2 separate regions of the Mus musculus genome follow, and region 2 is linked to region 1. The links are chromatin loops, found by intact Hi-C in ENCODE. Cell type or tissue: left cerebral cortex. All regions are shown on one strand. Each heading gives the region's core, and the rest is flanking DNA. Links, peaks and the distances in the headings are about the cores only.

Region 1 (5,377 bases), core at 65-5,064:
AAGTCGACTGTGCGAAGTATAAACACGCGCTGCTGCCTCTTTGCCTACACACGAAGTGCACATCCATGCAGATCCTAGCTGAGCACTCTGAGTGGAAGCCTAGTTTTCTGTCTGGTTAATAGCTGCTGGTTTTGCTTACACTTTTATCCTCCTTGTTACATCGCAATGATGATTATTTGGTAAATACATGTGAGAGGCCACACGCTCCATACACACTTCTTCTGGGGTGGAAATAACCTCCTCCTCATGTTTCTGGCTGAATAATTTAGCTGCTGACACACCAAATCAAATGCAGCCATGACAGGTATCCCACTAATAACTCTGAGGCTAAAAACAGACTATTGCTCAGCATGTGTGTCCCCCCCCCCCCATCTCATTGCCTGACCTGATTAAGGGTTGAGGTTGGGGTCTAATAGGATTCTTAAGGAAGTCCAGCCCCTCGCCCAATGTTATGCTTTATTCAGTCTTACAGGAACTCAAGTAGCTCTTCTGAAAATGATTATGACACCAGAGAGAGGCAGTAAAAGTATATTTTCTAGGGAGTGGAATGATATGGAACAAGAGAAAGGAGGCAACACAGTAGAAGATGTGTAATATGGTTTTGTGAGATGCCACCCAGTCTATCCCTGGTCATAGGGCTCACAAATCCTCAGAAGTCACCTCAATATACTGGAAGACAGAGTACAATAGAGTAAGAATTCCTACTGTGTGCAGTAAAGTAAGAATTCTCACTGTGTGTAAAAGGGAATGACCTCAGACTTCTCTTGTCTACTATATGGACATAACTCTCTAAAGTATTACAATGGCATGTGTTTTAGTAGGGTGGCCAAGCTCCAAACATGATTTCACATAAACAGAGTCCCATTCTGTCTTTGGAGGAGATTGAAATTAAACAGCAGTATCTAGAACTGGGTCCAAAGTAAAGAAAAGACAGAAGGGGGTCTTAATAGCCAGACTCAGATCTGATTTAGGAGGTGGGGACTGGCAAAACTAAAGGAGGAGGCATGAAACCTGTCCTACTCCAAAGCTGCCCAAGCATATCTGCTCAAAAAGGCAGGGCTCCTGCTCATCTACCTATGGAGACTTCATGGGAAGTTGGCTCAGTCCCTAATTCTGCAGAGGGAATGCAGGCAGAAGAGAGAACTGCAAATGGGCTACACCCTGAGCGCTTAAATGGCAGGTGCAAGGGAGTGGGTGCTGGTCGATGGGAGGAGCCAAAGGACTGGGAAATGTCTACATAGTTCCCTCCAAGCCTATATTCCTGCACCAAGAAAGATACATCTTGGAAATGACAGTTCCTCCCAACACAGGATACTAAGATACAGGCAAGCACAAACCCTGCCTTAGTCACCTCAACACCCACCCTGGGGGGGGGGGGGGGAGCCACAAGCTGGCACAAGTAGCCTGTGATCAGCAACTGAGCCAGCACATTCTTGCTACTGGGAATTAAGACCTTAATCTAAAGCAGCATTTCTAATACTGTATTGTTTCAGGTGTGTTTGCGGTGGGAGGGCTATGCCACTGGGTTTCAGACACCAGGATACAGTCTTCAGCACCTGGAGAAGGTAGATGGAGGGGTAGGGGGTATTCCCCAGTCTCGCATCTTCCTGCAGTCACTTTAAAGCGCCTAGATACCAAACCAAGGCTCTGCATCTATTTTGCCAGCAGGAACCACTGAGTTTGGGAACTTTGGAAGCCAGGGGTTGGGGGTGGGGGATACCAAGGCTCAGATTTCGGCGCCAGAGTTCTCAGCCAGGAAAGCAGTTGAAAATCAACACCCATTTGCCTCCTCATTTTCAGTCTCCATCCCTTCTCCCTTCCAGGACGCTACAAAGATCCTACCCATAGCGGCACACCTACACACACCTACACACACACACACACACACACACACACACACACACACACACACACACACAGAGTCACACATATATGGACACACAAGCCCGTGCACACACCCTTGGGCTTAGAAGGTCTTTGATTCATAAGATAGCAAAGCCACAGAACGAAAAAGGCCCGTGCCACCTCTTTGCTTCCCGCCCTAAGTCTGCACACGATAAAAATAAAAATAATAATAATAATAACCACACATTCTAAACACCACCACAGAACACACCACCCCGCCAGCAACCCCAGCACGTCCCGTACCTGATATGCAGACGATGAAATTGGCTTGAAGAAGAAAAAGCACCTCCCAGACTATTTCCATCCTCTGATTCTCATTCCAGGTGCATCACTCGACGGGAAAACAGGGGGGAAGGGGGGAGCCCGACACGGTACACACATACACACACGCACACTCTCTCCAGAGAGCGCACACTCGCGCTCCCACCCGACAGCCGGCCAGGGACAGGCACCCCCAAGATCAATAACGCAGTTTGAATTGTTTCGGCAAATCTCCCCTCGGGCTCTTCGGATGTACTCCCCAGATGTGCTGACACATGTCCGATGCCTCGTTGCCTCGGAGGTCTCCCCTCTCTTGTATCTCTGCTCCTCTCACCAGTGGCAGAAATGGCACTTGCGGCGACCGCGGTGGCGGCGGCGGCAGCCACCTGAAGCCAACAGCACTGGGCTTTTCCTGCAAAACCGAGACCCCGATCCGCCGGGCGCCCCAAGAAGACATAGACAACAGCCCCCCGCTGGGCCGAGCTGTAGAGTTCTGGGCTCTTGCTCTCTTTCCGTAGGCTAGCTGAGCCCAGGTAGTCCGCGACAAGTTGCCCTCGAAGTCCGCCCCCCTTCACCGGGGCATGGTCAAAGGGTGACTGCTGTCTCTGATCAGGCCAGTTCTCCTGCTTCCGGAGGGGTGGGGAGAGAGGAGCAGACACCGCACACAGAGAAAGAAAGAGAAGCGGGGATTATTGCCCGCAAACACAGGTCACCAGCTGCCTCCGTTGACCCTCCCTGCTCCCCAAGTCCTCGAGCCGCCTGCCGCCTCCAAGCTGGCTTCAGGCGATGCTTCCAGGACGCCGAGCCCAAGGCTAGGCTCCCAGGACTGGGGTGCGTCGGGAGTCTCACTGACTCCCCCTCGTTGCACGCGCGCTTTCCGCTTTTCTGCTATTTTCCAGGGCTCCCCAGACCCCGCAATTGCCTCGCTTCCATCGCCCGCAACTAGCACCGCCGCCGAGATTTTCCGCAATGCAACTGCAGGGGTCGTTATTTCCTCGCCTACGGATCCCGACGCCTTCCCACTTGGAGAGGAGGAGGGCAGGTGGGGGCGGGAGCACGAGGAGGAGGGGAAGGAGAAGGCTCGGCCAGGTGAGCTTCCGTGCGGCCGCCCGGAGTCCCCACGTCAGCGGGGCGGCCAGGCACCCGGGGGCGGAGGCAAAAAGTCCGTCCCGGGGAGGGCGGCGAGGACATAAGGAGCAGTAGCTGGGAGTCAGCACTTCAGGCCACTGCCTCGGCCGGGACCCTAGGCGCCAGCCTTGGAACTCCGCCCCGCCCGGCTGCCCCGCTTCCCCTCCAGGAGCTTGGAGTTTCTTTTTTCTTTAAAAAGAACTTCTCGGCTGTTCGCTCACTACAGAAAAGCCGTGCGGGACTCATCTTGGAAGGACTGCGCTGTGCTCATTCCCTCTGCAGCGGAATTTGAAGGATTTTTTTTCTTTCTTTCTTTCATAATCCATTCCCTGCCCTCTCCTTTTCGTCCCTCTCCTGCTCCCTCCTTCCCCCCCCCCCCGCCCCCATCCTGCTCGGATGCCAGAAGAAAGCTACTTACCCCACAGTTCTCTTCGCAGATTCCCTGATCAGGTGCAACTCTTGCCCGCAAGTCCCTCACCTCCCTCCTCTCGCAACGGACACTCTAAGTCCGGGTACCAGCGGCCGCCAACCGCATCCCTATCAGAGCAGCTACGGGAGAATCCGATACCATCGGAAACCCAGGCCTCCCGGGAAACGGGTTTCCCTTCTTGTTTTTCTTTCACCGTTTTTCTTTAGAAAAGCTCTCAAACGCTTTGGTGGCTTTTGATGGACCCCGGGATACTCTCGGTCAGCGACACTCAGCAGCTTCCAGGGAAGGAGATTTTCCCCCAGCAAGCCGGCGCGCGCGCACTCTTGCCCAGCGCGCGGCTCTCTCGGGCCCCAGGGGAAGGAGGGGGCGGCGAGAGCACCACCCACCACCCAGGCGGAGCCGGAGCCGCCGGGTCTGCAGAAGGTCTAGCCCTGGAAGGGCGGCCTGGGAATGCAGTGCGGATGCAGGGTAAATGCTAGGAAATCCTGCGCTCCGGACTGCTCGCCTAAAAGGGCTAGGGGTGAACAGGGAAGGAAAAACTGCAGCAGATTTGTGTGCGTCTATCAAGGCAGGAGTGGCTGGCGGAAAGCCCCAGACCTACCTCTTTTAAGGGTGCTGAAGAAGAAGAGGGCAGGGCAGAGGGAATCCCTGGAAAGATCTGGGGTTTGTGGAGAAGCTTGTCCGGATACCCAAGTGTGACGTTGGGAGGCTTTGCATAAGCGCGGATGGACACACACAACAAACACACGCACAACCCACAGGGAATATTTTTGTACTTTTAAATTGCTGATGCTTAGAAGCTGTTTCACTGTGAGCCTCGATCTAATAAGCATAGAAAGAGTGGAGAAGTGGAAAGGAAGAAGGTGGGAAAGAACCATGTTTTTTGATCTGCACAGTAGATGCAGCAAACACAGCGAACATCCAGACTGTGTGGCATCTAAGGGTGCGGCATAAGAGCCAAAGTAGTTACACCAGAGGGCTCCCCGGATTCTTGAATGGAGTCTAGGAAGTCTAGAGATTCTCTGTACTGGGAAGTCGGGCGTCATGAGACCCGGAGGGGAGCAGTGGGGGTGTGGGGGCTGGCGCTGAGAGAGGAAGGAAAGCAGCTAGCTGACTGCAGAAACCAGAGTGTGCGGTTCTGCAGCCTCCGGGGATCCTAAAAAAGAACCGCTGGCAGTCTTGCCTACTCTTTAAGAAGGAGGTGTGGCCGAGGGAATTTTTTCCCCCCTCTGAGACGACAGCCAAGGACTCCAGGTGGCCAACGCATTAAAAATCGAGGCTCGGATGAAATAAATCCATGCTTTTTAGGTAGAGAACTTTGAGACTCAGCAGGAAAGACATTGAGACTTGAGAACATTAATAGAATCAGAGACGGTGAGAATTAGCCCATTTGGGAAACATAGAGGGGAGTGTTTGTCTCCGTGTCTTGAAAGTAGACTGCATGAAAGGGATTTTTTTGAGCAGAGAGAGAAGAAAGCAGTTTGCCAAATGTGAACAGAGCCATCGTAGGTCAGCACCACGGATAGCGACCTACCTTCTGTGATTCCAAGCTGGTTTACTGACAGCAGGAGAGCTTTCTCTCTGGATGTGCAAGCAAAGTGACTGGGTTTTATACCACATAACCATTCATTTATTAACGGATTATGCAAATAT
Region 2 (5,377 bases), core at 254-5,253, 690 kb after region 1:
TCATTTTCTGTCATCTTCTGAGTATTTTCAAGCATACCAGATGTTATTCCAACTGCAGTTGCCATGTTGTACCATTAATCATGTGGTTCTTCCAAACAGAAATTTTAGAGACTTTGGTTGATGTCAATGTATTCTCTTCCTGACCACAGCTCCTACTAACCAGCAATCTACATTTTGTTGCTATGAGTTTCATGTTTTACCACCTATGAGATCACATGGCAAATGTCTTTTTCTGGTTTATTTTACATGACAGTACAAACTATAGTTTATCCATGCTTTTACTAATGATGGAATTCTCTTCTTTTTTGAGGTTGGATAGTTTTTCATTGAGCAAATATAAACATTGAATTTTTATACAACATTTTATTTATTTGCTGTTTAAGGTATTTTTTTTAATTGTACATGCATGTGTGTTTTACCTGCAGGAATATATGTGTAGTACATGGTGCCTGAAGTCCAGAAAGGACAGAAGAGGGAATTAGATCCCCGGGAACTGGAGTAATATACAGTTGGGAGACACTATGTGGGCACTGGGAAGTGGACCATGTCTTCTTCAAAAAGAACAAGTGCTCTTAACTCCTCAACTATGTTTTCAGCCTCACTGTGTAGCTTTTTAAATGAAGGTATTGGATTTGATAACAGTGGAGTCAGCCCTTCTGGAGGTATTTGGCCCATTGTCCTCTCATATGTGACAGCCTTAGAAAGGCATCTAAAAACAGAGAATATTTTTCAAAATAAAATATCCAAAAGGGAAATATATAAATTATTATATCTGCATGTAATGTATGAATTGATAAATCGTATCATACACTGTTTAGGATTATATACACATACAGTTAGTGTAATGTTAATGAGATAATGATTAACTAAAGTAATAAGGAAAAAAGACATAAATGAAGACTTCTGTACATATGTCTTTAAGTGTATTTCAAATAATCTTTGTAGGATGGGTGTTAGAAACCTATATATTCTCATGCTGTTTTGAAATGAATTACTTAATTCTCTCATCATATCTCTCTAGTATACACTACCCAATATAGACATATAAAAGTAATATATATTCCCTGAATAAGCAAACTGTTTCCTACTAAAATGCACTTTTTCTACATGATTCATGCAGGATGTAATATTTGTGGGTGATCATTAGCATTTCAATAGTGGGTCATTTTCCTAACCATATCCTGCTTGAGTGATTGTAGGGTTCCTAGTCCATAAAATTTCAGACCTCAACGCATTTAGTTCATTCTTCTCACAAAGAACAGGAGGGAATCTGTGCTATTATTCACTTTCATGTACCTGACAGACATTGGCTGGAAAGTGATAAATCAAACAAGTCTATGGAAGTGAAGAATCTGTGACGTCAGGGTAGATCCTGTTTCTCCAGGTTTTGAGGTATAGGCTGTGCCTATAAAACCTCCAACTCAGATGCCTTTCTAAGGCTGTCACACGTGAGAGGACAATGGGCCAAATACCTCCAGAAGGGCTGACTCCGCTGTTATCAGACAACCACACGAGTAGAAGTGCATTTCTTTGATATTATATATATATATATATATATATATATATATATATATATATTTATATATATATATATATTCTTTTCTAAAGGATGGAATAATGTATTGCCTTTTCTTCTCATTTGAAGTTACGTATTTTTGAAACATATTTTTATGTAGTGTGTGTGGAGGGTGTAGGTATAATGTATATGCATATGAGTGGAGGCCTGTGGTTGACTCCAAGTGTCTTTCTCATTCTGTTTCTGTCTACCCTAATTTTTAAAATGTGTTCTCTCATTCCATATAAAATTCATTAATTCAGCTTCACTATGGTGGGTGGTTCTTTTATAAAAATATAATTAGTGATTTTTTTTAAAGAAAATGATTTTGTTTGAGATTATCATACATGACCACTGTGTTTGTATAATTTCTACCCCTCTCTTGGACCCATCAAATCCTCTAAGTCCTATCTCATTATAGATAATTGTAACCCACCAATGAAGCCTCCTTCTGCAGCAGAGAACATTAAATAAATACATGTCTGCTTAAAATTCAAAGAACACTTGATGGAGGGCAGTACCCAACCCTAATTGATACATCTACCCTCTAAACCCTATGCCAAAGGCTCAGAAAACTGTGGAAAACGGGATTGAACAATTTATGAGGGCAAGGGCAATTCTGTTGCAAGATAGTCCCCTCCCTCCCTCCCTCCCTCCCTCCCTCTCTCTCTCTCTCTCTCTCTCTCTCTCTCTCTCTCTCTCTCTCTCTCTCTCTCTCTCTCTTGTGTGCGCATTTTGATTTTTCAGTATTAACAAGCATTAGTAGAATACCCTATTAATCTAGCATCAAAGTCCAAATCGTGGACTGCTCATCGCCTCCAGAGCTCCCCCTTGTGGTTTTGGACACCTCCCGACACAGAACTTCCACAGACCTTAACCCATGTTCTTAGCAATTAAACAAACCCTACTTCTTTTTGTTGTTGTTGTTGTTGTTGTTGTTGTTTTGCTTTTGTTTATGTTTTTCCTGAAATCCATAAGATGACAGATATCCAGTTCTCTTCCTTAAAATTATCTGATGACTGGTCTTGTCACTCAAAGGAAAGACAGTCCCCAGCATGGCACACAGGGTTCAACATCACCTGCCCTTTTTCATCATCCCTGCTCCAATTCTGGTATCTCACTTTCTACTCAGTGAAGATTCTGCTCTTCAGCCACTTTCTATTTGTATCTATTTCTTTAACTTCGATCATAATAAATTCCATTTTTTCCCTTAAAGAACTTTCCCTAAAATTTACATTTCCAGTGGGAACTCTTCAGAGAGCATCTCCTGCATTTTAAATAGCACAGCTCTCCTTGTTCTTTTAGTCAGATTTCATCTTTTCCATTTATTATCATCTGTCACATGATGGATATGTGGACATGTGTGCATGCATGTCCATGCAGACATAAACGTTAAAGTATTATTTGCGTTGTCTTTAAAATAAGCTGGCCTTCTCATATTTCGTTGCCTGCACTAAAGACATGAAGACTGACACAAGAGTTCAACTCACATGGCACACACAAGCTAAAACTTCACTCTCAGGGAATCATTCCTGTCCATCAGATTGACATGCTATAAGAACTCAAGTTAAATTAAAGTTAAATCAGGAATTCAAGTTGAAAAGCTACCAGATACAGAATTTCATCAAGTAATCTTCATTTTAGAGTATTTCCTCACATAGGACCTTAGTTTGACATTGTCCTTTTCACCCTTATTTTTTCTCTGCCCCCCCTTTTATTTCTTGTAGGTATTAAAAGTGCTGTGACTTTGCAGTCTCTAGTCAAGTCCAACTTCGTAGAAGGCTTTTTTTTGTACTTAAGATCTGTAATATTTGAATGAGACTGTCCTGCATAGACTCTTGTATCTGGGCACTTGGTCCTCAGTTTATAGCACTGCATTCAGAGGTTCCGGAAGTGTAGCTGTACTGGCTAGTTTTTTTTGTCAACTTGACACAGCTGGAGTTATCACAGAGAAAGGAACTTCAGTTGAGGAAATGCCTCCATGAGATCTAACTGTAAGGCATTTTCTCAATTAGTGATCAAGGGGAAAAGGCCCCTTCTGGGTGGGACCATCTCTGGGCTGGCAGTCTTGGATTCTATAAGAGAGCAGGCTGAGCAAGCCAGAAGAAGCAAGCCAATAAGGAACATCCCTCCATGGCCTCTGCATCAGCTCCTGCTTCCTGACCTGCTTGAGTTCCAGTCCTGATTTCCTTGGTGATGAACAGCAGTATGGAAATGTAAGCCGAATAAACCCTTTCCTCCCCAACTTGCTTCTTGGTCATGATGTTTGTGCAGAAAAAGAAACCCTGACTAAGACAGTAGCCTTGTTGAAAGATATGCTCCAGTAGAGATAGACTTTGAGAACTTGAAGACATGAGTCATTTCAGCTCACTCTCTGTGTTTCATGATTGTAGTTTAAGATGTGAGTTCTCAATTTCCTGCTTCTACTACCATACCTCTCCCTTGCTTCTCCCATGCTCCCCATAATGATGGACTTTTATCCTTCTAGAACCATACACCCAAATAAATCCTTCTAAAAGTTTCCCTGGTCACAGCAATAGTGAGCAAACAGCGGCATAACTGAAGCTTTCTGAGTTTTAACTCTAATATGTAGATGGTCATGGCCTAGAATACTATTAGCCTAGCACTGGGAAGCCTATGTCTCCTACATTTTAATATCCTAACAAATGGAGTATATAAGATCTTTGGGTCTTCTTAAAAATTAAATCAAGTAAACAAGGGCAAGCCAAAAGACAGCAAATACATAAGAGGGAACTCACAGACACAAGAGCTACAGATGGACCATTTTTCAAATGCCTCTTACACTCCAGGGTAGCACAAAAGAATTTGTCAGGATAGAACAACTTCTTGAATTATACATTGACTATAGAGTTGATAATTTTCTGATCCCCTTGAATAAGACAACCCAACCCTATGCCATTCAATACAATCAACATTTTGGTCACAAAATTTGTGACTATACCAGGGTTGTGGGTAGAACAAAATTCTCTAGCCTCAGTTCGTACATGAACACTTCATACCTGGCTACTAGCAAATGTCTAGGACAGTCAGTGGTAGTTTCCTAATGCAGCTTCTAGCCCTTACCCGGTCTTTGTATCTTGCTAGGAATGAGTGCCCAAACTCTTAGCTATGTTTGGCTTTGGTACAGTAGGTTTTATTCCCTATAATGTTCAGCTCTGCAGAAGGCCAACTTGTTGCCAGTATATCCAAATTGCAAGCATCAGTCTTGGACAATTTATTCCTTATCTTTCACTTTGTTCAGATGCTTCTCTTTCTTATTTTCTCTCTGGTTTAATTAGCTGGGTGTAAATTAGAAAGCTTCTCTCATTACTAATATTGAGAAATTTCATAACTGCATCTCCTCCTCAATTATGGTCTGTGGTATCACATTCTATAAACACATGGAAGTTACCCCCATTTCATTTTTAATTGACTAACTTCTCAATATTTAGGTTTTCGTCTAACACACACACACACACACACACACACACACACACACACACACACATACACACCAAGTTCACTGTATTTGAGGAGCTCCATTGGGTCTTTCACAGTTGTTGACTCATTTATCTAAGCTAACTAGCATGGGTAAAGCCATGATATCTATTGTATGAGGACTGTGACATTCAGATACCTGAAGCAACTCCCCCGCCCCCAGGACCCCACAACTAGTACATTTGCAAGATGGGATGATTTGCTCTAAGTTTATTTCTTTGGTCAGTCATCCCTGGATTAGCACTGTAAGAGATCTATGTAAACACGTGTTTATAAATATTGCCCACAGCTTTCAAGAATGGTAAATTTTCAACCCCATTCACT

What was found. Hi-C counts contacts between places; a loop is a spot of excess contacts. Peaks named below come from ENCODE experiments on the same cell type or tissue, not always from the same donor. Only the 100,000 strongest peaks of a DNase experiment are listed, where the experiment ranks them.
Region 2: a loop joins it to region 1, with 10 times the contacts of the local background. A loop is called at or near these places in 2 of 42 quality-filtered maps.

What each region holds. Positions count from the first base shown.
Region 1 is chr11:93,097,058-93,102,434 of GRCm38, reverse strand. It overlaps Car10 (carbonic anhydrase 10), which reads right to left and starts at 4,069. Exons shown (of 10, transcript NM_001361708.1): 1 at 3,713-4,069; 2 at 2,149-2,789. The coding sequence starts at 2,209. In left cerebral cortex, for the core only: CTCF peaks have their summits at 1,121, 3,148, 4,672 (motif pointing right) and 4,887; DNase peaks (open chromatin) are centred at 3,242, 4,147, 4,362, 4,826 and 3 more places; H3K4me3 peaks cover 4,908 bases; H3K27ac peaks cover 3,697 bases.
Region 2 is chr11:92,403,024-92,408,400 of GRCm38, reverse strand. No RefSeq gene overlaps it. Among named protein-coding and RNA genes, the nearest start is that of Gm25113, 500 kb to the left of the region's middle. In left cerebral cortex, for the core only: a CTCF peak has its summit at 2,405 (motif pointing left); a DNase peak (open chromatin) is centred at 2,398.